Regions from separate parts of the Mus musculus genome. Here region 2 is linked to region 1. The links are chromatin loops, found by intact Hi-C in ENCODE. Cell type or tissue: heart. All regions are shown on one strand. Each heading gives the region's core, and the rest is flanking DNA. Links, peaks and the distances in the headings are about the cores only. Region 1 holds the start of Gm40608 (a long non-coding RNA gene). Region 2 overlaps Ahi1 (Abelson helper integration site 1).

Region 1 (11,178 bases), core at 1,609-9,608:
AGTCTCTTTCTTGTAGACGTAGCATTTTCTGCATGTTTACGTCTCTGAGGCTGAATCTCCTGTCTGGATTTGTCGTTAACTTCCAGGTTCACATAGGTAAATGCTAGATGCCCAGTGTGTCTGTCTAATCTGGCTCGAAATTTCCGTCTATTTCCTTTCTTGGAAAAATTCTTCCAGTTCGAAACCTTTGTGGTTACCCTCGGCTTCCTTCTTCACCACCAAAGCATGTTGGCTCCACCTTTAAAAGTCACTCAGAATGTGACACCTCAGTACTCCATTGCTGCCACTCTGTCCAGCCTTAGCATCTCTACCTGAAATGACACACTGCTTTCTGACTGGCTTCAGTCTAGTCTTGTTTTGTTTTGTTTTTTAAATATACCATTTATTTATTTATTTATTTATTTATTTATTTATTTATTTATTTATTTAATGTGCATTGGTGTTTTGTGTGCATGCATACCTGTGTGAGGGTGTCGGATCCCAGAGTTAGAGACAGTTATGAGCTGCTATGTGGGTGCTGGGAATCCAGCCTGGATCCCCTGCAAGAGCAACCAGTGCTGTCAACCACTGGCTTGCTCTCCATCCCTCCATCTCTCCAGCCCTAGTCTATTCTTCCATAAGGACACTTAATCTTTTGACTCCCTATTGTTTTTTTTTTTCTAGGCTTTCCCTAACCCTGTGACCTCCAGTGTGGTCTTGGAAAATGCTGAGCTTGCTTACCCAAGGTCTCTCTGCACTTGCTTGTTCTGCTTGCTTATCCCTTCTTCTATGCACACAGCTTGCTCCTCTACTTCCTGTCATCTACATTTAAGCTTCTCTTTTCAGTGAGAACTTCCTGGGCACCAGACCATGTCATCTCCCTAAGCCCCATTCCCAATGCCCCTTTCTCACCTGCTTTTCTTTTCAGGACGTAACCACTTTCTAATGTGCAGTAGAGCCATTTTTTTTATTTTTACAGTTATTTATGTGTCTACTTAAATATAAGCTCTATACTTGCTGCATATCCATGAGCCCCACTAGCCAATGGTTCAGATCCAAATGGGTTACAAGCAATATGAAAAAGCTCAAGCACTAAATGAAGCCTTGATGATAAACTAAGCACCGCATTCAGAACAAGCTAAACGATGTGTCGAGCTGTAGTTGACACAGTGATATTTAGGTGGTTCATTTCAGTGGCAGGTGATGGGCAAGAGTTCACGCTAACTAATTTATTGAAAAGGAGAGTTTAGTATTCTCAAGAGTTAGAGGACACGGGGCTGGAGAGAAAGCTCATCTGGCAAGGCGCTGCCCTGGCAAGCACAAGGACCTGAGTTCAAGCCCCCAGACCTATGTGAAAAAGTTAGACGTAATGACATGCCATTGTAATACCAGCACATATTCCAACTTGGTAAGTTCCAGGCCAGAGACTCTGTCAAATAGAAAGGTAGATCATACCTAAGGAACGTCAATCAATGTTGTCCTGTGCTCACCCACACACACACCTTCACCCTCATGAGTACACAGACACACAAACACTTAGATGCACACTAGTTAAAGGTTAAGCTTAGGCATATTGGGACATGCCTGTAATTCAACACTTAAGATGTAGAGTCAGAAAGATAAAGAGTTTGAGGTTACCCTAAGCTGTACAGTGAGTTAGAGGCCACTCTGAGTTTTAGGAGACGTGGTCTCAAACATGACAAAGCAAAAAGAGTCAATGGTTATGTTATGTCAAAGAATTGGAGACTAGAAGCTTGCAATTCATGTCAAATTGTCTTAACTTTCTTTTTGAAATTTTAGACAGTTTTCCCAAAGAAGAAACTTAGCTCTGTAGAACCAGAAACATAGCCAAGAAGACATTTATGTGTATGCATGCACACATGCACACATACATGTAAACATGCACATGAACATACGCACACAAACACACACACATATCCATGCACGTGTACACACACGTACACACACGCATGACCACAAACACACAGAGGGAGGGAAGAAAGGGCTGTGAAATTTCTGTTTCTGGGTTATTTAAGTGAAACAAGGCATCTAGCATTAGAAGCTGGTGACAGGAAGGGATTTGACTACGGTCATCCATGTTCAGGATGATAACACAGAGACTTACTTTCTTCCCCCCCAGAAGATATTTCCCTCGTCCACTTCACATTTCACGTGTGTGTACGTGTGTGTACACGTGCATGGATATGTGTGTGTGTTTGTGTGCGTATGTTCATGTGCGTGTTTACATGTATGTGTGCATGTGTGCATGCATACACATAAATGTCTTCTTGGCTATGTTTCTGGTTCTACAGAGCTAAGTTTCTTCTTTGGGAAAACTGTCTAAAAAGCCCCTATTTGCCTAGAGAGGTCTGGGGCTTGGGACTGCGGAACATGGGCTGATGCAGGGGCCTTCTAACGGCACAAACTGAAGTCGGAGACATTGAACACGGCTTAAAGAGGCTGTTATTTCATCATGAGTTTTGTAACTCTGTAGAAGATACTTGAGGAAATTAGTATCTTATACATAGATGGTTATGTTTTATTTCTTCAGCAAGGGTTTTGTAAGAGGGCTAGAAGCAGTTTTATAAAAATTAGGAGCTTGCCATTAACTTGATGTTGTACTAGACAAACAGAAGGCTTCTTACAGTCATTCAAAAGACCCTCCCACATAAAACTGTCACCTCCCAGCCGCTCTGTTTTCTTTTAAGAGGCCACACTTTGTCTTTCTAGGTCAATTTCTACACTTTTTTCCCCTTTCTAAGCAGATAATGGAAAAGAAGTAGGAGTAAGTGCCAACTTACTACCAAGAGGGCAACATAGAGATCAATTTGATAAATTTGAATGTGAGTGTGCATTTGTCACAGGACTTCTGTTGGAGGCTAGAGTGGTTGCTCTGGGCTATTCAGGAGAGCACTCATCTCTGAAAGCAGTAACAGCAGCAACAGACACTCCTTTCTACATCCCAGACTCTTATTCATAAGCACTGGCACTGGCATGGTCGCTACAGTTGTGTAAATAGTTTTCCTACCTTTTATGTCTTTCATCCAGTTAGCAGCTGCTTGCTTCTTTCTCCATATTTTTGTAGCTTCCTAGAATTAACTCACACCACAAACATTAGAAACAAGTACAGTGACAGCAGAGAGATACACAATTGACCTCTCATTTACTTAGAAGCCAAACATCTTAAATGGTATTGATTCAATATTTTTTCCCTCATCTATTCTTTGGTAAAGGCTTTAAAAAGAGAGAGTTGCTTTCTGCATGACCCACATCTGCTTGTTTGAAACCCTTAAGATACAGATGAGTAAGTTTACACATACTTCCTGAAACTGTCTTTCTTTAATTGTAAGAGCAACGTGACTGCATATGGATATGTTTCCAGTTAGAGAATATAAACACAATACTCTTCTATGTTTCCTTCACAGTTTCCCCCAATTCATTGTAATCTTTTTCTTTCCTCCTCTTCCTCCTCGTCCTCCTTCTTTCCCTCCTCCATACATCTGCATTCGATGGCATATATAATTTATGTCCGGATTTCTACATTTGTTGTTAAGGAAGGATTCTATGTGTCCTTTTATGCCTACCCCATTTTTCCCTGCCCTACGTCCATCCACTTAATACAACTGATGCCGAACTCCGAAGAAACATCACTCTCCCTCCGTGTTATGGGAATCAGTCCATTTTCTCTATCTTATATTATGATTCTCTTGAATATTTATTCATTCTTCAGCATGTACTAAATAATGGTGGGATCAAGGTAAGTGTATGGGTCTTAAGTTCAAGGAGTCAGGAGCCAGGACTGAGGGGGCTGAAGACTGTATTAAAATATGTGTGATGAGCGTCATCCATAGTGATGTGTATGAGAGAATAACAATAACGAGAACAAAAGAAGGGTCTTGCCTTAGAGAAGGAGTTGGAGCTACTATCTCAAAGAAACTCAGAAGACCCTTTGCCAGTGAGGAGCTAGCCTGAGGGAACAGTATGGTGTGCAAGTGTCCCTGCGGGACAAGTCATACACAGAACAGGCATGACCAGGCAGGAAGTGACACAAACAAAAGGGGTGGGTACTTTGGAGAACAAAGAACCCAAGCCTTCTGTAAAGCAGACACCATTGCTTATCTGCCACTGGAAGGTGTCGTGCACATAGGCTGGCTGATGTTGGCAAATCTTCCATTTTCAGCAAGAGTATAAAAATCCTGTAAAATGCCTTAAAATCTTCAGGCACTCAAGGATCCAAATAAAGCGCCTACAGGCTGGCTGGACCTACTGAGCTCCGGCCTTCGTGGTCAGTCTCAGCCTCAGAGGTTAGTTCTGAGTTTTCAGATAAGCATGCTCTGAGGAGAATTGGCAGGAAATCGTAGAGGACAGAGTTGGGGAGGTGACCCCAGAGGTGCTTTATGACAGCCATACTATCTCTATGTTGACAGTTTACATTTCAATCTAGAAGTAATTAAAAGTGTTATTTAAAATAACCTAATCATGGTAATGGGATTTATCTTAACTTCTAAAAAACATGGATAGTAATTACATTTTTATTTAAAAAATTTAAATATACATTTCTATTCACAGAGGCAGTGGGCACAGGAGTATCTCTGGTGTGTGTGTGTGTGTGTGTGTGTGTGTGTGTGTGTAGCTACAGTGTGTATGAAGTGTTCAAGAATGTATTGAGCCATAGGATGACTTTCTTAGTCAGCATCACACGGGAATCCACATATTGTTGTCTAAATGGGGTTAATCAGCCAGCAGCCAGAACTTCCCACTAATAGAAGGTCTCTAAATGTGTCCTGTTCTGAGCACAAAATAAAGGTTGGCCTTGGCAAAACAGAAGGGAGACACACACACACACACACACACACACACACACACACACACAGAGAGAGAGAGAGAGAGAGAGGGGGGGGGTGCACTAGAGGAGCTACCACACATTTAGTGATGCAGCTCATACCTGCTGTTGTGCACAAAGCCCTGGATACTGTCCCAGCTCTGTATACCCAACTCAGAACAGAATTTGACCCTCACAGGTAAAATCAATGCATTAGAAAACAGCTTTACCTTTAGTATGTAAACAGAGTCAGAGTTGGGGTGACTCCATGTCAGGGGAGTGTGGTTAAGCTGTAGCCCAGTGCCTACCCATGATCATGACTACTGATACTACTTGGGCCATGGCTGTCTACCTTAGGTCACCCCTACCACTCCCTTCCCTCTACTCAATGAGGTCTGGTAATGAGGGGGTGGAAAGGAAAACCATCATTACTTTCCACCACAGCCTCTGGGCAGGTGCTAGGCACTGTCATAGCTGCACATAGCAATTCTGAGCCTAAGGGCAAACTCAGCATGTTTTTAGGATATTAATCCTAAACTTGATTTTTCCTGATTTACAGCCCTGTGCATGGAGGAACCTACATTTTCCTGATGATGAATCAAATAGGGTCTGAAATTTTAGTGGCACAGGTCTTAAAAATGTCACCTCAAACTTCTATGAAGCCAGAAGAAATGAAATAGAAAAAGCCACCTAAAAAGCAGAAATCTGGATTGTGAGTGCTGAGACAAATTTCACAGCATTGACATAAATTTCACAGGATATGCTTGGATACATCTTCTTCTCCATCCTGCACATAGTCTCTTTGTGAAGAGGAGTTGGATCTTGTCGGTGTGTGCTAAGATCTTCATGAGAAACTATTGCTAACTTACTTTTTTTGGTTAAAAAAATACAAAATAATTACACAACTTCTCTATACTCTTTCAATGATAACAAATTCCTCATATTAAAAGACTGACTCTATATCAGGTAGTCTTTATTTAGACTTTACTTTCATTAGTTCCCAGGTGGGGGGATACTCACTTGATAGCTCTAAAACACAGGTGATGGAGATGCTAGCTGCCTTAAGCACACATGATGAAACGGGAACTCCCTGGCTTCTTGGGACTTCTGTGTGATGCACACCGGTGGCCAGAGAAAGGCATGCCCATGCCGCCACCCAGATGTCCACATGAACCCAGATCTTCCATTTCCACTTTCACCCGAAAACTGGGGTGCGGGAAAGATCCACAATTAGGGGGACTTTGCCACTCAGCTTTTTTGGTTTGCCAAGTTCCTGGTTTTAACTTTCACTACTTTCATTATTTCTATCAAAGGCTCTGTCCTGACATCCCGGTCACAGATTCCATTCCTCCTGGCGTGGTTTTAAACTGCTTGTTTCTCCATCTCTTCAGTTATTCTCTGATACTCGGAATTTTTGCTATTTTTATCAGCTCGTTCTGCCTGCCTCCCCTTGAGCTCGCTCCATACTTACAGGGAAGCTGGGCTTCTTCCATTTCCAGCACCAGGACCGGCTTTCCCTTTCTTGCTGAGAGAGGTGAGCCATCTACTGCCACCTTTTGGTATGACATTTGAACCTGGAAAATTCTAGTGTCAGAGTAAAACCAAGTTCACAAAAATGATCCTGAAATGCTGTTATACGCATTTACAAATTAAGGAAAAATGATTTTTGAACGCTGGGGTTTTCCATTGTTTTCGTTGTACAAGCAACGCCGTGTTTACCACGCATGCTCAGTGGGCAGGAGGCAGAAAGGGACCCTGATGTGGTGCTCAGAGCTCTGAGCAGAGACAAGCAACAGGATCCAAGCTCTCGGACACACTAGATCAAGGGAGCTCTTAAGAAACATGAAAGTGCTGCCCCTGCCCCTAAGAAATTCCAATTAAATGAAGCCTAAGTATTATTTCTCTTTTCAAAATTCCCCAGGCGATTCAAATATATTAGAGTTGAAAATGGCAAGCTTGCTGAGGCGTCTTGGTTCTTGTATCGTCTCTTTTCCCACTTACTTAGCGAAGAGATGGCACCTTTGGGTTTCTTACAAAGAAAATGCTCGTGGAATATGATCAAATCCCATCATCAGCCACTCAGAACTAAAAAATTCCTCCTTGACTTTGTGAATTCGTCAATAAATTTGTAGGATGAGCCAGAGAGACCTAACTTCATTCAGAGGTCTGCTTTCTCTTTCTTGACTCTGACAGCTTCCGCTACTGTGTGACACGATGTCAGTAACGGCAGGTACCTCCCAGGAGCTGGCAAGCATCAAGTGCCTGGTCCGAGCACTTAGCCCCAAGCCTGGCGCCAGTGACAGCCAAGATAGTCTCAGAGAGGACTGAGCTATCACGGAGGCAGGGAACTGCACGAAGTCTCAACTACAGTGAACAGTGTGAAATCAGTCTCCAAAGGTGTCTTTTAAAGTTCATTCAAGTCTGGCTTTAACTTAGTAATACATTCGTTCATAAATTTATATTAAACTTTACTTGACTTGTGATGCATAGCTAAGCAGTTTAACCAAATTTAGCTTCAATTTTACTGCCAAACTATGCTTCTACAACTATGACTAGGCCAGAGCACAACTCACATGACCAGAGAAGACTAAACTAAAGTCTCTCTCTCCTCTTAGATGCCTGAGCTGTATGCTAATGACAGTGGGCCAGTATGCTGATCAAGAGATGCATAGTGCTGTATTTTTTCTTTAAAAAAGAAATCACTCTCTAACAATCTTTAAAGACAATTTTGAAGTGCTAAGAGCAAACCTTTAAAGAAACTCCTTTAGTTTCCTTTCGCCATCTTCCAAGCCTCTTTTCATGGTTGTATTCACCTCCGTTTTCTCAGACCAGAGGGGCAAATTTTACATTTGATACTTTCCCTTATGCCCTGGGGTTTACTAATTACAGGCATGGGCACCACCGTCCAAGACCAGGCCTTCCAAATCTCTGCTAACTCTGGTTGGTTGAGCCTTGAACTTCACAGAGGCCTGAGGGCGTAGTATATAGGTATTCTACAAAAGCCATTATTATCAGGTTTTCTTGTTTGGTTTTTGTAAGCCCTTTCAGTTTGCTAACCATCATGAGCATTACTTAAAGGCTGATCCACTTTTCCACTGGTGATGAGCTGGTATTCATGGACTGTGAATTGCACGTGTAGTAGTATTAAAAGTTCCATTTTCCCCCTTAAATTTATTTATTTAGTCATCTTACATCTTGATCACACCCCTTACCCAGTTTCTTCTGTTCTAGATTAAATCGAGTTTAATGGGATATATCCAATTAGACCACACAGGTGCAGTTAGATAGAAAAAACTGGAGTTAGGGAGATGACTCGGTGGATAAAAGCACTTCCAGCAACCCCTGATAGTCTGACCTTGGTCCCTGGAGCACATGGAGGAAGCCATAAGCACAGTCCCATTTTAAAGGGAATGACAGAGGCAGAAGGATCTGCTGGGACCTTGCTTTGCAATGGCAAGGAGACCCTGCCTCAAAAACAAAGAAGGAGGATGGAACTAGCTTCCAAAAGGTGTTCTCTGATCTTCACATGTGTACAGTGGCGGCATGCCTGTGTGCATGTAACCCCTCCCCCACGTACACATGCCACGCACAAATTACAAAATTAAAACTTATTTTTAAAAACATGGTAATGTACTAGGCATGGTGGCGCACACCTTTAATCCCAGCACTGGGGAGGCAGAGACAGGCAGATTTCTGAGTTCGAGGCCAGCCTGGTCTACAAAGTGAGTTCCAGGACAGCCAGGACTGCACAGAGAAACCCTGTTTCGAAAAACCAACCAACCAACCAACCAAACAAACAAACAAACAAACAAAAAACATGGCAATACATCGAAGAAGCTGCCCATGACCACACGAGGCATTGCTACACATCTTAAGATTTCTAGAACCTCCTCTTCAGGCGTGTTGTGTGTGCGGTTCTTTAGATATGAAGCGTTTGCTGCAGAGTCACATTTGGAGCAGTCTGATCTAGAGAATGCTCCTTAAAGGCTGAGGACCAGGCTTAGTGGCAGAATGCCTGCATAGCAAGCAGGGCCTTGGGTTTCAGCAATAGGAAAACAGAGAAGAGAATGCTTCTTTTAATTAATTAATTAATTTTATTTTTTTACATCCCAGATGTTGTCTCCCATCCTAGTCCCCTTTTGTAGAGTTTCTTCCCCCATCTTCCTTCCCCTTGACCTCTGAGAAGGTGCCCCTCCTCCCAGCATCCCCTTTCCCTGGGGCATCATGTCTCTACAGGACTAGAAACATCCTCTCCCACTGCAGCCAGACCAGGGAGCCCTATGCTGAGTATGTACCAGCAGGGGCCATGGACCAGCCCTTGTATACTCTTTGATTTGGTGGCTTAGACTCTGGGAGCTCTTAGGGATCCAGGTTAGTTGACACTGTTGTTCTTCCTATGGGGTTGCCACCCCCTTCAGCTCCTTCAGTCCTTCCCCCAACTCTTCCTCAGAGTTGGTTGGCTGTAAGTATCTGCTTCTGTCTCAGTCAGCTGCTGGTAGAGGCTCTCAGAGAGAACAAAACACTCCTGGGTATGGTAGTGTTGGAGAAGAGAAGTGACTTTCACCTTCTAGCTCATGACGAATCAGGCTTGGAGAAAGAGGTATGATGCTCAGACAGTCAGTTAGTTGTCACCACGTAGAAGTTCTTTGGAGGGCAAGAGCTGGGAACACAGCATAAACAACAGCAGACCCAGCCTGACCAGCCGGGGCTTGCCCTCCAGGAAGGGAGACAGACAGTAATCAGATGATCAATTGAACAAGTGTCAAATTATACCTGTGACATATTCTACAAAGGAACGGGGCACGGCACAATGAGAGTCTAGGATTAGGCACTTGACCGGACTGGTGGCGAGGTCAGAAAAAGCTTGCCTGTAAAAGTCATGGTTGTGCTGAGAACGGAGGGAGGAGCAGTCACGGACTAGATGAAAAGGAAGGAATGAGCAGAAGGAACAGAAAGCGAGGCAGCCTGGTGCATGAGGAAGCAGTGCCAGTAAAGGGAATTGAAAGAGACCCAGGTGGCCCGGCCTGTCACAGAGTGGGACAGTGTGTGAAGCCACTGGGGCACTGGAGCCAGCTCGTATTTATATCATGTTTATATCTGAAAGCCAGTCTACATACATGCCTTCCCAACTGCACATTTAGCGACATTTAGTTTGTAGCTCAAAGCTGGATAAGGTGGGTCTATTTACATCATAAGAATTGGCCGGCCCCTCTTTTCTGGGTTAGTTATTCTGTATTAAAAAACGTGGAGACGTTTCTAGAACCAGACTATGACATGGTCTAGACCTGAGATTTGCAACATTGGGAGGAAACAATCCTGACTCCTGGCAACTATCAGACAACTAATCAGGTTTGAAAGATGCCACCTGGTATTCTGGCTTTAGCATCCCGTCCTCTCCTTTACTCTCTTCTCTTCCTCCCTGATATTATTATAGAAGCTGGGGTGGAAATGGGTAGATATCAATCAGAGCTTCGAGAGCCCTACCAGGAGAGACCATCAGTGAGGGCAATCAGGAGTTCAAGGTGGGTATGAGTGCTTGGTGCTGATGCTGTTGAGAAGGTGATAAATGATGTCCTGGTTCTGGCTCCTGACCCGATGAAGGTGAGGCAGAGTGGGTAGAGGGTAGAGAGCAAGGCTGTGGGATACAGGGTGCAGAGTCCATACTCAGCAGCCAGCTTCCAGTGAGAACAGAGGCAGCACAAGAGTTCAAACTGAAAGCTTGCCAGAGCGTTGGGAAGACAGAGGTGGGGTCCCAGTGGGGAGACGGGAGGGGGAGGGAGAGGGGGAGGGGTTTTTCTATTTGGTGTTGGTGTTCGAATGGTTTTGTTTATGAAAAGAGAAAGATAATGGAAACGGAAGAAAGCCAAGGGGCCTGGGCCTCAGCAACAGGAGGATTCAAGATCTTTGAAATGATAATTCGGCTTCAGTGTAGGCCATATGCTGAAGCAGCCTTTACATCTTGGTTTTTTATTCTGTGTCATTTTACAGAGACTCCACGTTTCCCCTAAGCAATGGCGGGTTTGTTGCTGCCTTGAGAAGGAAAGACAGCAGCTCTCTTGCTGCCAGGACTAAGCCCAGTTCCATTTACAATCTTCTGTTGCTGAGATTCCATTCTTCCAGGGCAGACTCCTTGGCATAATTAAAATGAGACTCTTATCCCTACCCTGCCCAGGTCTGGAACCCTGGACACAGGCATGTTGCTGCAGGCTTCCTGCTCATCCAGGTTACAGCCTGCTGGGCACAGCCCGCCCTCCTGGGCACAGAGTAGACTGAGCCTTGTCTCCTATCTCCCTCTCCTGTTCTATCCCTCCCCTCTGTCTTCCTCTTTCCTCTTCCCCTGTCTTCCCCCTCTCTTCCTCTTTTTTCCTCCTCTTTTT
Region 2 (11,178 bases), core at 1,487-9,486, 210 kb before region 1:
CAGGAGGAAAGGGGTACACCAGTGTACTGTGAACGTCACCGTGAAACAAGTTCCGTGGACACAGAACCTGGACTAGAAGATTCAAAGGAGGAAGTGAAGTGGAAACGTCTGCCTGGCCAGGTGAGCTACACTGGGCGCTTTAACCACTGCTGTGACAAAATATGAGAGGAAAGGTCCTACTGGGTGCAAGCTCCCTCTGAGTACTCTTTATTTAGCTGGGTTTAGTTAATGCTGCTTACTGTCGGCTGACAATAATTATCCACAGGGCTATCGTGATGAATATGTTTAAAGGCCTTTGTAGAGAAGCAGCATTGATGCTATGCACTGAGGACCCCCTGTGTGCTTACTTCCGCCTTCTCACCTTTGCCCGCAAAGGAAGCCACGTACAGTACCCCTGCTTTCACGCCTGGTGCCAACATTAATGCAATCCGGGTCAGCTGAACACAAGCTTTGCGGTATCATGATAGTCAGCCGGATAACTAGTCAACTGCTAAGTTCTAATGATGGGCCAGTAAAATACCTAACATGACATGAACAAGAGATCGTTCATATCCAGGGTAGGAGTGAGACCGCAGAATTTCTGGAATTTCCCACATGATATTTTTAGGCCATACTGATCATAAATAATCAAAACCACAGAAATCAGAACTGAGGAAAGTCAGAGAACTGTGCTCTGTCTTGGAGAGAGCAGCAGTGGGTAGTCATTAGAGGAAAGCAAGCCTGAGAACAGCCGTTCAGAAATCCTGAGTTTGGGTTGTGACGTTATGTGGCACTTTAGTTTCTCAGATGTTTTTGACCTTAGGAAAAGTGGCTCCTGTCGTGGGATAAGCATTCTTTCTGAGGCTGTGTAAAAGCAACGCAGCAACGACAGTGTTAGAGCATCCTTTGTGTTTTAGATTAATCAAGTGCTAATTAATATAAATTTCACAGGAAACCACTTCTGCACTGAAAAGAGAATTTCCTGTAATTTTCCACTGTTCTGTGTAAATGTCTCTCTATCTATCTATCTATCTATCTATCTATCTATCTATCTATCTCTATCTCTATATCTATCTAAAGATCTTTAGGGGAAAGTTATGATACTGGAAATTATCAGGTTACTTTATTTTTTGATTCATGTAGTATAAATACTTTCTTTTCAGGCCTGTCGTATCCCAAACAAGCATCTCTTCTCACTGAATGCTGGAGAACGCGGCTGTTTCTGTCTTGATTTCTCTCACAATGGAAGGATATTAGCAGCAGCCTGTGCCAGCCGAGACGGATATCCGATTATATGTGAGAAATAATGCTACCTATTTAACCTGGTTGTAATCTGTATAGTCAAATATTGGGTTTTGGATTATCTCGAAGTCTTAATTTAAGAAGTCCCAAGTAAGTTAGTCAGATTTCTTTAAATAAAGGGACAGTGACTGTGTAGAATCTATTCAGAATGAGACTGAATGGAAGATGTTATTTTTTAATATACAGGTGGGTTTTTGTAAACATTATCTATTTTAAATATACACATTTACTTTCAAAAGGAAGAGTAAATCCCATGGGAAACTTTTCGTCCATATTATTTTTAGTGGATAATTGTGATAATCTGAGTTACAAAGTGTAGCATTCGTCATATGCTAGAGTTGTAATAAGGCTCTGAAGTCCCTCAAAGACAGTTCCCGTGGTGACAGGGGAGCCAGCAGAAAGGCTGAGACGGTTTCTGTTGCTTTGGAGAGTTTAAAAGCACTGCCGTACTGTTCTGGACTTCATGATCCCTTCTATCTCAGTGACGAAATGGACTCCCCTGGGCAAGAAGCCAGTCAGTCCCTCTGGGTGTCTGCCCTGAGTGCTAGGCCACGCCGCACTTCACCCTACCTCACAGTTCATGTTCATGAGACACCTTCCCAGATGGCAACGCTCAGTTTTTGCTTCTGGGTAATGAACAGACTACTCTTGTCCCAATTTGTCTATGCTAAATGCTGTTACGTGCTTAAATCATCAGAGACTTAATCTGCTTAGTTAGGTCTCAGAAAGTACAAACAGAGCCATTGTTTCTGGCTTTGCAGTGTTTGAATACGGCTTGTCCGACTGCGATTCCACCAAGCCTGTTCAGTGTGTAGATTACTGCCTTTCGTGAATTTCAGGACTCTCATTTATTGTCTTATGGCCTTGCTCCTCTTGTCTCTGAGGACCACCACGCCCCTTTGTGACATGGTCTTGTCCAGTGGATCTCTGTCACTTACTCGTTTGTCTTCATTCTCAAACCGGATCATCTCAGTTGGCCGACTGTCAAGTTCAGTGCTTTCTCCTCTGCCAGCTCAGGCTGGTGCTGGGCCACTCGCCTGCCTTCTGTAGTTCAGCAGTCTTGCTTTCCTGCTCTAATGCTTCCTTCGGGTTCGTTTTTATTTACAGATGCTTTCTCTCTTGGTGAGGAGTCATTCTTATGCTTTAGCCCTTTAGGTTTTCTTTAGGTCTTTGACCATACTGATAACGATAGGTTAATGACCGTGTGGAGAAAGAAGAGAACGGAGCTGGCTGCCGCACTTTCTGTATGCACACTTTCAGACAGCTGCTTTGCCTTCCTGTGGGAAGCTGTACTTTCCTGTTTGTTTACCTCTTTCCACGGCACAACTTTCTGTTGAGAGCTGGGTATTTGAGATGATGTGGTACAGTGTGGCTGTTCCCCGTGTTCTCCATCAGCCACCTGAGTTTAGTTACTGCTCTGCTTGTGCAGTCAGTCTCCTAGATGATATCTGTAAAGACTTTTTAAAAATTTTTTTAATATTTTTTATTACGTATTTTTCTCAATTACATTTCCAATGCTATCCCAAAAGTCCCCCATACCCTCCCCACCACTTCCCTACCCACCCATTCCCATTTTTTTGTCCCTGGCATTCCCCTGTACTGGGGCATATAAAGTTTGTGTGTCCAGTGGGCCTCTCTTTCCAGTAATGGCCAACTAGGCCATCTTTTGATACATATGCAGCTAGAGTTAAGAGCTCCGGGGTACTGGTTAGTTCATAATGTTGTTCCACCTATAGTTGCAGATCCCTTTAGCTCCTTGGGTACTTTCTCTAGCTCCTCCATTGGGAGCCCTGTGATCCATCCAATAGCTGACTGTGAGCATCCACTTCTGTGTTTGCTAGGCCCCGGCATAGTCTCACAAGAGACAACTATATCTGGGTCCTTTCAGCAAAATCTTGCTAGTGTATGCAATGGTGTCAGTGTTTGGAAGCTGATTATGGGGTGGATCCCTGGATATGGCAGTCTCTACATGGTCCATCCTTTTGTCTCAGCTCCAAACTTTGTCTCTGTAACTCCTTCCATGGGTGTTTTGTTCCCAATTCTAAGAAGGGGCACAGTGTCCACACTTTGGTCTTCATTCTTCTTGAGTTTCATGTGTTTAGCAAATTGTATCTTATATCTTGGGTATCCTAAGTTTTGGGCTAATATCCACTTATCAGTGAGTACATATTGTGTGAGTTCCTTTGTGATTGTGTTACCTTACTCAGGATGATGCCCTCCAGGTCCATCCATTTGGCTAGGAATTTCATAAATTCATTCTTTTTAATAGCTGAGTAGTACTCCATTGTGTAAATGTACCACATTTTTTGTATCCATTCCTCTGTTGAGGGACATCTGGGTTCTTTCCAGCTTCTGGCTACTATAAATAAGGCTGCTATGAACATAGTGGAGCATGTGTCCTTCTTACCGGTTGGGACATCTTCTGGATATATGCCCAGGAGAGGTATTGTGGGATCCTCCGGTAGTACTATGTCCAATTTTCTGAGGAACCACCAGACTGCTTTCCAGAGTGGTTGTACAAGCTTGCAATCCCACCAACAATGGAGGAGTGTTCCTCTTCACATCCTCGCCAGCATCTGCTGTCACCTGAATTTTTGATCTTAGCCATTCTGACTGGTGTGAGATGGAATCTCAGGGTTGTTTTGATTTGCATTTCCCTGATGATTAAGGATGTTGAACATATTTTCAGGTGCTTCTCTGCCATTCGGTATTCCTCAGGTGAGAATTCTTTGTTCAGTTCTGAGCCCCATTTTTTAATGGGGTTATTTGATTTTCTGGAGTCCACCTTCTTGAGTTCTTTATATATATTGGATATTAGTCCCCTATCTGATTTAGGATAGGTAAAGATCCTTTCCCAATCTGTTGGTGGTCTTTTTGTCTTATTGACAGTGTCTTTTGCCTTGCAGAAGCTTTGCAGTTTCATGAGGTCCCATTTGTCAATTCTCGATCTTACAGCACAAGCCATTGCTGTTCTATTCAGGAATTTTCCCCCTGCGCCCATATCTTCAAGGCTTTTCCCCACTTTCTCCTCTATAAGTTTCAGTGTCTCTGGTTTTATGTGAAGTTCCTTGGTCCACTTAGATTTGACCTTAGTACAAGGAGATAGGAATGGATCGATTCGCATTCTTCTACATGATAAAAGCAAGAAGGTAATCCCTCAACAAACCTAAAACAAGACAGCCACAAGAACAGAATGCCAACTTTAACAACAAAAATAATAGGAAGCAACAATTACTTTTCCTTAATATCTCTTACAATGGACTCAACTCCCCAATAAAAAGACATAGACTAACAGACTGGCTACAGAAACAGGACCCAACATTTTGCTGCTTACAGGAAACCCATCTCAGGGAAAAAGACAGACACTACCTCAGAATGAAAGGCTGGAAAACAATTTTCCAAGCAAATGGTCTGAAGAAACAAGCTGGAGTAGCCATTCTAATATGGAATAAAATCGATACCTGTGTGGGGAACCTAGATTCTCAGCAGTATTTTGAATCTGGTTTATATGTTGTGTTCTTTGAGTAAGCTTCTGATCCCCAGCTGGTGTCAACCCCTCAGGCAGCCACAGTGTCAAGTGATGCCACTGGCTGCTCAAATGCACACTGGAGTTGGGATGTTTGTCTGAAGCACACAAAGCCATGCTAAGTAAGCCTTGGATCTGACAGGTCATGAAATCGGGTCAAGTCTTTGGAACTGAAGTTTTCAGGGAGTCCAGAGCTCTAGTCCTATCCTGCCTCACTGAGTAGTTTCTGGACTCGTGAGTTTCACTGTTTGCAAGGTTGCGTGAGTGTGTAGGGAGGAGGAACTAGACAGTTGTGGCAATACAAAGCTGATGTCTGTACTGAGAGTCAGACCTTTTCTCAGGAAAGTGCTCCCCAGCAAGCGAGCATTGCCAGGTAATTCCCAGAGTTCTGTGGCCCTAAGGTTGGTTGCTCTTCCCTCTTATAGGTGGACTAGATTCCCAAAGTCCTCACTTGGTTAAAGCGCTGTTGATATTACCACTAGGTGGGAGTAGAGACTTGGCCCTGTTCTTATTAGCCATCCTACACAGTTTCTTTATTATTATTATTATATATTTTCTTCATTTACATTTCAAATGCTATCCTGAAAGTCCCCTATACCCTTCCCCTGCCCTGCGCCCCTACCCACCCACTCCCACTTCTTGGCCCTGGCATTCCCCTGTACTGGGGCATATAAAGTTTGCAAGATCAAGTGGCCTCTCTTCCCAATGATGCCCGACTAGGCCATCTTCTGATACATATGCAGCTAGAGACACGAGCTCTGGGGTACTGGTTAGTTCAGTTTCTTGAGCCCTAATACTGTTCACCATGCTCTGTCTGTCTGTCTATCTGTCAAGTTCACTCGCTGCACACCCCACTATGCTCTTCCTCACAATGGAACAGTTACATCCATCTCATTACATCCAGAACTTTTTAGAATTTGATTTTTTTAGAAGGAAATAATACCTTATTCATGAACCACCAACATGTAAGTTGTTAAGTACTTAAAATGAAGTACAATATAAATTTTTATTTATTTCTTGCTAATTATGAAAAGTGCTTTTGGGATTCTCACAATGTGAGCAACTGAGAGTACATTAAAGAATATTGTCAACATATAGCACATATAAAATGGTCTGTAAACTTAAAATTAAAGCAAATGAAAAACAGTTCTTGAGTGTATTTTGAAGTTGTGTTAATATTACAAATATTTTTGGCTTTAATTTTACAGATAGTACTTAATTTTTATCTAAATTACTATAAGTTGTGTGTTTATATATTTGTTGAATTAAAGACCTCTTAGAAATTTAATTTTTAAATATTTTTATTAGTATATGAAATTCCTTCTGGACGTTTTATGAGAGAATTGTGTGGCCACCTCAATATCATTTATGATCTCGACTGGTCAAAAGACGATCGCTATCTCGTTACTTCATCCTCTGACGGCACTGCCAGGTTAGTATATATTCAGGAAGAACTTACCGCAAATGCTGTTTGCCATCAAGGAAAGGTACGAGAATATAAAGAGACACATATGCCCCTGACATCATAGCTGTGCACCGTGCACACTGACAGGTTAACAACAGTAAAATTTATGGCAAGTCATATCTTTTATTTGTGTAATATGTATCATTTCTGGCTCTTGCTGTCTTTCAATGATTATATGTAAGCTGCTAATTAATATCTTGCAGAAGGTTAAATGTTTGAGGTTTGTCCTGTATGTATGTGAGGATTCTGTCTTCATTATAGGCTTGACATGGGGGCTTGAATCCATTGGTCAGAGTAAACCAAGTAGATACTCAGTTACACACCCTAGAGTGTTATAAATTGTAAATATTTGTGTTTTCACAAAGTCCGTGTTATCTCCTTTCAATTTATTATGTTTCACAATACAATATTTCATTTATTGTCTGATTATTCAAGTTTTTCCCACAGTCTTACTTATAGCCCAGGCTAACCTCAAATGTGCACTCTTTCTGCTGCTGCCTCCTGTGTACAGGGATTGTAGGCATGGCCAGCGCACGTGACTCAATAGAATGCCTTAAAAGCTAAGATTTAAACTCTATTTACATCCCTTTTTTTCCTTTCAAACTAACAATGTTGTTATCTTCATTTCAGCTGTATCTCATGCAGCGCATGCTCATCGAAATCTGTCTTTTATATTAGCTTGTTCTTTAGTGCTCAACAGATATTTTAATCAGCTGCTAGAAAACTCAAAATGTCTCTATTGAATAGTTGACTATATTTTTTCTTTTATTTAGAAGTTGCTACATAAGTCTTAGGCAGTAACTTATAAATCAACTATAAATTACCAATACAAATATGCTCTTCTGATTTTCGTCACCTAATCCATCATATAAAATACCCCTTGACCTGTAGTTACACAGCTAGTATACATTGCCTGATTTCGCCTGTCTTACACATGCACACAGACATTTGAGAAAGAAATGGAGTGGTAAGCATAAAGACAGTGCTTATTATAGGAAAAAGCTTGTTCTCCGCCAAAATAACGGAGGGAGTTCTCTTAATCAAATAGAGCAGGCTATGCGTGAGAGCACAAACACAGGTTCTGATTCAGATCCCCAACCCTGTCCACAGAAAGCCAGGCGCGCAGCACACCCTGCAGGAACAGAAGACAGAAGTGACCGTCAATGAGCTTCTATCTCAGAAAATAAAGTTCATAGATTGAGGAAGGCATCAGTGTCAGGCTTTGGTCTCCACGTGTGTGCACATGGGCACACATACGATTTTTAAAAAGGAAATCAGTTGTTTAACTATGATGTCTAAGTGTTTAGGACCTACATGTATATTAATTATTTAGACTTTGAAATACAAGTAAAAAGTTATTAAGCTCTCTAATCCTCTTGGCCTCCACTAGGAAACATTTTCAGAACCAGTCCATACAGCCTTGTAGAAAAATTATGAAAAGTTTCATTGAGCTGGGCGTGGTGGCGCACGCCTTTAATCCCAGCACTTGGGAGGCAGAGGCAGGCAGATTTCTGAGTTCGAGGCCAGCCTGGTCTACAGAGTGAGTTCCAGGACAGCCAGGACTACAGAGAAACCCAAAACCAAAAAAAACAAAAACAAAGAAAAGAAAAGAAAAGTTTCATCATATCTTTTAAAGTTATTTATTTATGTATGGGTGTTTAATTATGTGTTTGAGTGTTTTTCCTGAATGTGTGTGTATGTTCACCACATGCAGGCCTGGTGCCTGCACAGGTCAGAGAAGGTTTCTTAGATCCCCTGGAACTGGAATTAAAGATGGTTATGAGCCACCATGTGGGTTCTGAGAACTTAGCCTGGGTCTTCTGCAAGAGCAGCCAGTATTCGTTACCAGCCATCTCTCCAGCCCCCGTCCCTACTTTGTAATATATATTATGCCAAATAGTATTTTATCAACTATTCACTGTATAGTTGCTCAATATCAAAAATAGTTTTAAAAGTAGATTATGTCCAAGTACAAATAAGTTTTAGTTTTTCAGTATAGATTACTGTTATAGATAAAATATATTTCATGAGAAATGATTTTGTGAAAGAAAAGTGAGATAATCCAATGCCTTCTCACGCGATCATCATCATGGTTTCTATAAACACTCACTTAGAGTAGTTTACCTTGGCATTTGCTTACCTAGGATTTACTGGCTGTGTTCTCCTAAAGATGGTTGGAGAACATTCTGTACTTCCAGAAGAATGCTCCTTTCTCTCCTTTTCCAGAGTTTGGAAGAATGAAATCAATAGCACGAGCACGTTCAGAGTCTTACCTCACCCCTCCTTCGTCTACACGGCTAAATTCCACCCAGCCACACGGGAGCTGGTGGTTACAGGATGCTACGACTCTATGATAAGGATTTGGAAAATTGATGCAAGGGAGGATGCTGCCATATTAGTGCGCCAGTTGGATGTGCACAAGAGCTTTGTCAACTCCATCTGTTTTGACGATGAAGGTACATCACAGAACGTGCTCAAACCAAGAGTATTTACCTGAAAAATTGTTTCCTTTCTCTAGTAGTTGGTGCTTGTGAGAGATTTGCTGTATTCATATTTGTGAATATTTAAAGTTCTTCGTAGTTTGAAGCAATGGGGTAGATCTGACAGTGGGCGTGCTCTGTTAACTGTAAAGTTTGAAGTCCCTGGTGTTTGTGGTCAGTCGCGTCCTTTGCTCTAAGGTCTCATGGGCTGCATTTCATAAGTGCATTTATGTGCATTGGTGATTATTACTATTAGTAATTTACTTTAAGAACATATTAATAACGATGTAAAAGGGATGGGGAAAGTCCAAAAGAATGTAAATACACATGCTGGATAGAGTGACAGGAATTTTAAAAATACATACAGAGGGACTTTGCACATAGTCAAAGGATCTCAGCACTTAAATAACACAAGTGACATCGTAAAATAAAACGGGTTTGTATTGGGTAAGAATATAAAGAAATTCATCTACTAACTTGTCATTTTTATTATTTCAGAGATTAGACATGGCAGCTGCAGCTATAAGTATATAAAATAATATTTAGAGAAAAATAACGCTGCAATATACTAACTGCAACTTGAAAGATTATAACAAATGACAAATATACTTTTCTTTTGTCTTTCTCACAATTAGAGTGCGTGTTCGAATGTATGCCAGTACTCACGGGCTGTGTAGGCTAATTTGTAAACTATTAAATCCACAGTTCTAAAAGCCGCATTTGTTAGCAGTGATGTGTAATGTACTCTCACACGCTCACGAGGTTGAGCCTCTATGTTTTCTGGGTCCCATTCAGTTTTTAAAAACGTGTTAACACTCATTACTTATGATTTTTTTAACTCTCTGATCATTTCAAGTTTAATGGTCACTATGACTGTGTTTACAATGTATATTAGAGCATGTATTTTCTTGGAGTATAAACAATTACAGAGGCTAATAATAATAATGGATACAGATACACGTTGGTTACCTCAAATAATTTGGAATGTGAGTGTATGGGTGCTAGACATGCAAACTACATTGCTCATTTCTTTTTACATTCAGAAACATGACAAATGGAAATGTTATCCAAAATGCTTTTTAAAGTGAAGAATTTACTTAAAGATAATTGGAATATAGTGTGCATTTTACTTTTTTTTTATTTTTATTAGGTATTATCCTCGTTTACATTTCCAATGCTATCCCAAAAGTCCCCCATACCCACCCATTCCCACTCCCCTACCCACCCACTCCCCCTTTTTGGCCCTGGCGTTCCCCTGTACTGGGGCATATAAAGTTTGCAAGTCCAATAGGCCTCTCTTTCTAGTGATGGCCCACTAGGCCATCTTTTGGTACATATGCAGCTAGAGTCAAGAGCTCCGGGGTACTGGTTAGTTCATATTGTTGTTCCACCTATAGGGTTGCAGATCCCTTTAGCTCCTTGGGTACTTTCTCTAGCTCCTCCATTGGGAGCCCTGTGATTCATCCAATAGCTGACTGTGAGCATCCACTTCTGTGTTTGCTAGGTCCCGGCATAGTCTCACAAGAGACAGCTACATCTGAGTCCTTTCATATATATTTTATGAATACCATGTGGTATATAAATATACACACACACGTGTGTGTGTGTGTGTGTGTGTGTGTGTGTGTGTGTGTGTGTATGTATGTAACTTCTGTGGCGTTCTTGAGTGAGTTCTTGCTGTTTTTACCAGGTCACCACATGTACTCAGGAGACTGCATCGGGGTCATCGTTGTCTGGGACACGTACGTCAAAGTGAATGATGTGCAACACTCCGTGCGCCACTGGACGATAAATAAGGTACAGAACCACATTTCATGCCCCGAGACTTCGTGGAGGAACTACAGGAGAATCGACCACAGGACGGATGTTTAAAAGACCATAAGGACATCCAAGTTTGTCCTTTGAAAACTTAAGCTTCTCTCGGTGCAGAAGCCCACCTCATACCCTCCTGCTGACCACAGTCGGGAGTTAGTGATTCTGAGAGGGACTGGTGTCAGCTCTCCTTTTTCAGTGTGGCCACACTTTACTCTTTGCTCTTTTAGGCCCTGGACTAGGCAATGACTCTCCACTAAGCTACAACCTCACCTCATTTGTGGTCTTTTGAGGACCAATCTGTAGCATGGCAGCAGCTGAAACTCACATTAGAATAACACATGTATCCCATTACCACCTGTTTCCTGCATATTCTCTTCAATCTAGTACCGTCACTAACAACAGCGTCCGTGCTGTCAGAGTAATGTGGATATGGCAGGGATTGTCATCTAATCATAGTAACTACTCCATCTGAGAGAAACAAACAAGGCAGAGGGTATTATTATGGTCTGTAAGAATTTCTGCAGTTTTATTTTTATAATTTTTGTAGTGTAAATGAATTGGTAAGGTTGAGCTTTTGTTATATGTTGAGCTGTACTGCTGTAGTTTATACC

Evidence for each region. A loop is a pair of places that touch in the nucleus more often than their neighbours do. Peaks named below come from ENCODE experiments on the same cell type or tissue, not always from the same donor. Only the 100,000 strongest peaks of a DNase experiment are listed, where the experiment ranks them.
Region 2: it touches region 1 in a loop (6-fold over the local background); 6 of 42 quality-filtered maps call a loop at or near these places.

The regions. Positions count from the first base shown.
Region 1 is chr10:21,182,858-21,194,035 of GRCm38, forward strand. Gm40608 (a long non-coding RNA gene) reads right to left here and starts at 3,069. Exons shown (of 4, transcript XR_871482.2): 1 at 3,008-3,069. Gm33619 (predicted gene, 33619) reads left to right here and starts at 4,087. Exons shown (of 2, transcript NR_152786.1): 1 at 4,087-4,283; 2 at 5,361-5,761. In heart, for the core only: a CTCF peak has its summit at 6,355 (motif pointing left); no DNase peak of the experiment used is centred there; H3K4me3 peaks cover 791 bases.
Region 2 is chr10:20,970,882-20,982,059 of GRCm38, forward strand. Ahi1 (Abelson helper integration site 1) reads left to right here. Exons shown (of 24, transcript NM_026203.3): 8 at 1-120; 9 at 1,143-1,275; 10 at 6,116-6,239; 11 at 8,499-8,728; 12 at 10,443-10,549. Among named protein-coding and RNA genes, the nearest start is that of Ahi1, 24 kb to the left of the region's middle. In heart, for the core only: a CTCF peak has its summit at 5,284 (motif pointing right); no DNase peak of the experiment used is centred there.